2 separate regions of the Homo sapiens genome follow, and region 1 is linked to region 2. The links are chromatin loops, found by intact Hi-C in ENCODE. Cell type or tissue: GM12878. All regions are shown on one strand. Links, peaks and the distances in the headings refer to the core of each region. The heading gives the core; the rest is flanking DNA. Region 1 overlaps LINC01091 (long intergenic non-protein coding RNA 1091). Region 2 has its middle 5.9 kb from the start of SPRY1.

The links. Hi-C counts contacts between places; a loop is a spot of excess contacts. Peaks named below come from ENCODE experiments on the same cell type or tissue, not always from the same donor. Only the 100,000 strongest peaks of a DNase experiment are listed, where the experiment ranks them.
Region 1: it touches region 2 in a loop (6-fold over the local background); 81 of 110 quality-filtered maps call a loop at or near these places.

What each region holds. Positions count from the first base shown.
Region 1 is chr4:123,658,218-123,661,037 of GRCh38, reverse strand. All of the region lies in intron 2 of LINC01091 (long intergenic non-protein coding RNA 1091), which reads right to left. Among named protein-coding and RNA genes, the nearest start is that of LINC01091, 9.6 kb to the right of the region's middle. In GM12878, for the core only: a CTCF peak has its summit at 1,068; no DNase peak of the experiment used is centred there.
Region 2 is chr4:123,389,450-123,392,269 of GRCh38, reverse strand. No RefSeq gene overlaps it. Among named protein-coding and RNA genes, the nearest start is that of SPRY1, 5.9 kb to the left of the region's middle. In GM12878, for the core only: a CTCF peak has its summit at 1,225 (motif pointing left); no DNase peak of the experiment used is centred there.

The sequences.
Region 1 (2,820 bases), core at 24-2,523, 270 kb before region 2:
GACTTTCTAAAAAACATTCAAGTATTAACCCCTAAAAAATTAACCCCTCTTAATTTCCCAGGTATGATGCTAATTTAGCATTTGGCTTAAGCTTAAATGCCATTCATTTATACAACTATTTCTTGAATATCTACCATGTGCAGAGCACTATGGTCAGGGCTACAGTTATCATGAAGAATAAGAACTAGTTCCTAACCTCAAGTAGCTTATAGTTTATTAGAGAACATAGCATAAAGTAGGACAGGACAGGACAGGATAGGATAGGAGATACCCATGGTAGAATGGGAGCCCCTGGAAGGGCAGCTAACCCATCCCTGGAGAAAGACTTCCCAAGTGGAATATACAACTATGTCTTTAATTTATTCTTTAATTTCTTTACTCAACATATACTCATTTTATCCACTCAAACACATATTGAGCACCTTTTTTGAACAAGATATGGTGTTTTGTTGATTCAAATCACCATAAAGTCTTCTTGCTCAAGGTATACTATCTGATAGAGCATGCCTACCTGTAGTGATGAACAGTTCTAAACACTTCTTTATTTTGTAAAGTTGGCATTTTCAATATAAATTTCTTTTTCCACTGGAAAACACCAATGATATTCAAATAGTACTTCAATGTATTTTGTACTAGTTTTTGGAAAATATTTTATGTTATATCCTTATATGAAGCTAAATAGAAGCTAGTTATACTTTTTCCTTAATGCTTACACAATTTCTTATGCTCTTTAACCAATTTATTTAAAATACTTTTGTTGTCAAGACCAGAACACCACAGAAGAGACTTATCTTATGGTGCTCCCACTTCACTAAGCCTGGGGTCATTTACATGATCCTTTCACGACCAGTAAGGGGAAAATTCCTCTTCCTGAACTTATACCTTTTGAGTTATGGCCTTTCATCTCTTCCTGGTCTTCCCAGTGTCATCCCCTCCTTCACCCCAGCCACAGTCCAACACATCAAGTTTGCTAAATGTAAACATAAACTTTCTATCTTATGAGATCTGTCACAGAATTGTCCCAACTTGTCAACAGTCTTGGGTATTTAAAAAGTTCCACAAGGGGCTCCCTTGTACTACTTTTATTTTGTATCCCAAAGAGGCTTCACTTCTTAGAATTCTGACCTAGTCTCACCTCCCTCTTTCCCCAGGTCTAGGCTGATACTCTGAGATTCCAGGATGTGTAAGCGATCTTTACCTGCATAACCCCAGACCTTCTATTTCACTTCAGGTCAAAAGAGTGGCAGAGCAACTGGATGCCTCCTCAGCCACCACCTCAGCTGGCATCTTCCTGAGGTGTCCTTTCAAGAAGTTTCTGATGAGTCTTTAGTTCTCTTCCAGGCATTAAGTTTTATATTGAGTTTTCTTTTCTCCAGTGTGCTTTCTGGATTCTGTTTTCCCCAGGCTCCTCTTCCTGTTTTCTGTTTATAGTCCACACTTGCTCTGGAGGTACTGCAGCCCTTCCACTGTGGATTATCTCTATCAGGTTCTTTCATGCCTATCCTCTCCAAATGTCATGTACACACCCTGTTATCTTCCCACAATTCTGTCCTCTGAACTCTGGACCTGGAGGTTTCCATCTCTGATACACAACCTCTGACTTACATCCCAGATAATCCTTCCCCTGCAAAGTTCCAGTAGCTATCTGATGACAAAAGGGGGTGGTTTTCTCTCCCAAAGACCATGCCCCTGACCTTTCCCCTTTCTTCCTTCTGGCCATTCATCATACCCAGAGCATCTACTGGGAGCTGAATGCATAGTTTTTCCAAGTGGACCACTATTTTTACTACAATAAAAAAGGACTTTTAAGATAAAAACTGTATCCTGAAATGATGAGTGGAGTTAGAAGGATATAATGTCCTGTTACTTGGCTTTTTGAGGGTTGAGCATCAGCCTCCTCCAAGCCCTCTCTGGGTTAATATCATTTCTTATCACAAGCAACTCTCCTAACCCTGACCCTTGGGGGCATCTATCTTCACTGGTTTCTTCTATGTTCACTTACTGCTGCAGATTGAGTTCTCAATCCACTCCCTGGAACTGTTGGGTCCTCTGCCTTGGCCTTGCCGTCACTTGCTCAGCTTCTATCACAACTGCCTTTCGATCATATGCCCCCAGCATCTCAGGAGCATCCCACATTTATTGGTTCATTCTTAGTTACTCTAATGTTCTTGGCTCTTCTTTTCAATAGAGGTCTTCCTTTTATTTCCCCAGGATATTCTTCACTTTACATCAGTTCATGTTGGTGCCTCTTCTCCCTCCCTCTCTCTCTTCCCCTCCTCATCCTTCCCCCTCTGAAATTTTATTTTTCCTAAAGCTCCAAGCTTATTTGCAACTCTGCTGCCAGCATCCCTAACCTCTTAGGTGAAAAATCATGAGGGTCAAATCAGGCACATTAGTTTGGTGAACTTTCAAACATCCCACTCTCTGGAATTTTGATCAGGGATCTGACTTTACTAACGTTGTTGTTTTGACCTTAATTACATGTGCACTTTCAAGATTCTGTTTCCATTTTATCACATCTAGTTCAAAAATCACAATGTTTTGGAGGGAAGCATATTTTGATGAATTTTATATTATTTTATTTAGAATCCCTTTGCTGTATTCTCATTGTTGTGATCTGAGTACCTGATGTAAAAATCGTGCAGTAGTGTGTGTTCATTTGGAATGAATGAGGAAAAAATCTGGAGTGAATTACCTAAAGGGTCTAAGTCAGCTATATGACCTAGGTTGCACATCAGAACCACCTGTGGAACCTTCATAAAGTGAAAAAGATATGCCTCTCCCTCCCCTGAGCAATTCTGATTCAGGAACTTGATGGGA
Region 2 (2,820 bases), core at 83-2,582:
TGAACCCAGGAGCCGGAGCTTGCGGTGAGCCGAGATCGCCCCACTGCACTCCAGCCTGGGCGCAGAGCGAGACTCTGCCTCAAAAAAATAAAAAATTTAAAAAAGTTTATACTTAGAGTTTCCCTTGATTTGTAATTTTCTTGTCACATTTCTAATAACTCCATTTATATAAACATTTCAAGTGGTCTATAATAATTGATAGGATACATGTATTGAAGACCTGAGTTCTGACGATATTATCCTTGTATATCATGGTCTATAACTTTAGCTTATGTGTCATATTTAATCATAATGCCCCTATGTCCAGTATTATAACTAGGAAAATAGCATGGTATTATGAAAAGAGTACCAGATATAGGATCAGATGATATGAAGTCCCAACTTTGCCACTTTCTAGCTAGGTAACCTTCACTTAATTTCTCTGAACCTGCTTTCTCATCAATAACCTGAAGTTAATAAAAATACTTGCTCTTCCCAAATCCTAGTGCTACTGAATGACTCATTATATATGCAAGGACTTTATAAGCTTTAAAGTTCTGTACAAATTATTAGTTATCATTGCCTCAATCACATTGTATGATGAGGAAATGTTTAAGGCCCCCTTTTTCTAGGTTCTTCACCCCAAATAATGATTTTATTTGCCTTATAACTGTTTTGAGGCAATTCTATTTTACTTTTGTTTTTCTGAGCCTGAGAACTCTGATTTTAATAATAGTATTGCTGTATGTGTGCATGAGGGGGATTTTGGACCAGCTATCTGCTAATAATTTGAGATTACACACCTGCTGAGCCCTGCTCACCTTATCATTTATCTGGAATTTTCAATCATTAATATTGTACTTCTAGTTAAGATAGAGATCATTATAAATAGTAAAAATCCCTTCTATAAAATTTGTAAACTCTTTGTGATCATTGAGTAAAAAAAGCAAATGCATATTTTAAAAAGTGATTGAATAACATTTATAAAAGTTGAAAATAAATAGAAAAGTAAAAAAACAGAATCCTACATATTTTCAAAAGGTATATTTACTGCTGCCTTTTTTATAATCTCTTAGAATGTTAGTTTTGATGCTCCATAAATACGGTAAGTTTAATAGCAATAGTTTCCATTACTTACCAATGTATTATATGAATCAGTGTTCTTGTATTAACTTAAAAAATTGATAGCACAGATATATTTCATATAGCCAGTGCATTTAACCTCACACACAAAAAAACCTGTGAAGCGCCACCTATTGTTAAAAATAAGTCATTTCAAATTTCAAACAAAAAATGTACTTGAGTCTAGGAACTGGGTTTTCACAGTGATCACCGCTTTACATTAGTTTCTTTTTTCTTTTGCAATACTGCCATATGGTTTAGAATAAGCTTTTAATAAAACTGCAAAAAAATTCATAATATATATTGGCTACTTTTTGAGGAATCTAAAGACATGAAAAGGCTTTATCTGTCTATAGGAAGTTACAGTATTGATGGAGAAGATAAAGTAGTGGGGACATTGAGTTTTAGCTAATATATAAGAATTAATATATCGATAAAGGTGTTTGCCCTCTTGAAGTAGTTACTTAGAAAAGGTACTTATTCCAATAATACTACAACTGTACAAATCTCTCTTTATATTCATATTGTATAATTGTATGTATATTGTGTAATTGTAAATATATATTTACAATACGAGTCCTTGTAAATATTCCTTGTATTGTTAATATCATCTGGGCTTACATCACATTCTCTCGAAATATCTCAATATTGTATATCAATATTGTATATGGGATATTGTATATATGGTAAATAATCTCAATATTGGAAAATGTCTCCCTTTTCAAAATGGATTTGGATTTTTCTAACACATAAATCAATAGAAGCCATGTGTATGGAGTAAGATGAGTGCTCAGGCTGAGTTAAAGTCTGGGAAGAAAAACAAAGCATCAATTTACATTTTTACATATATTAAATAAGACAACCAGCCTCCTAGAGGAAGACACAAAAGAAAGAGGACAGTGAGTAACAGGGGAAATTGTAAGCAGCTGAGAATAACAGGAATGTCTTCTACTTTGGCTTGTTTCCTTCACTGGCTATGTTACTTTCACAAATCTCTTTCCCTCCCGAATCCCAAATGGTCACCTGTGAAGTGGCTACACTACACAGAATTAGGTTTGGAGATCAAACCTAATTCAGTTTTTTAATTCATACTCTCAATAATTTATGCATTTGTTTAATAAATATTTACTAAGCACCTACATCATGCCAAGGAAGATGAATGCATTATGAACAAGACAGAAAAAGCCCCTGTCCTCATTCCTTATGAGAGTTCACATGTAGGAGGAAGAGACAGGCAATAAACAAACTAATATTTTGTGACAGTAATGGTAAGTACTGCCATGAGAAAATGAAGCTTGGCTGGAGTGATAGGGGTTGAGAGGTGATGACTGCTTTAGCGAGGGTGGCCAAGAAGGGTCTCTCTGAGGAAGTGAGATTTGGGCAGAGCCATGATGAGGTGAGGGAGTGAGCCACTAGTGGGGAAGCAGGAATCCAGCAGGAGAAATGGCCAGTGAAAAGGCCCTAGGAAATATCACGTGGAACTAGGGAGAGGAAACATGGTAAAGAGGAGGTCAGAAAGGAAGGCTACAGCTATATCATTTAGAGCCTTGTAGCCCATAATAAAGACTCTGGATTTTTTTCTAAAGTCATAAGAGGTTTTGCAGCTGATGGTTATCTGTTCAAAATGTTTAAAGATCTGCTATGGGCCGGGCACGGTGGCTCACACCTGTAATCCCAGCACTTTGGGAGGCTGAGGTGGGTGGATCACCTGAGGTCAGG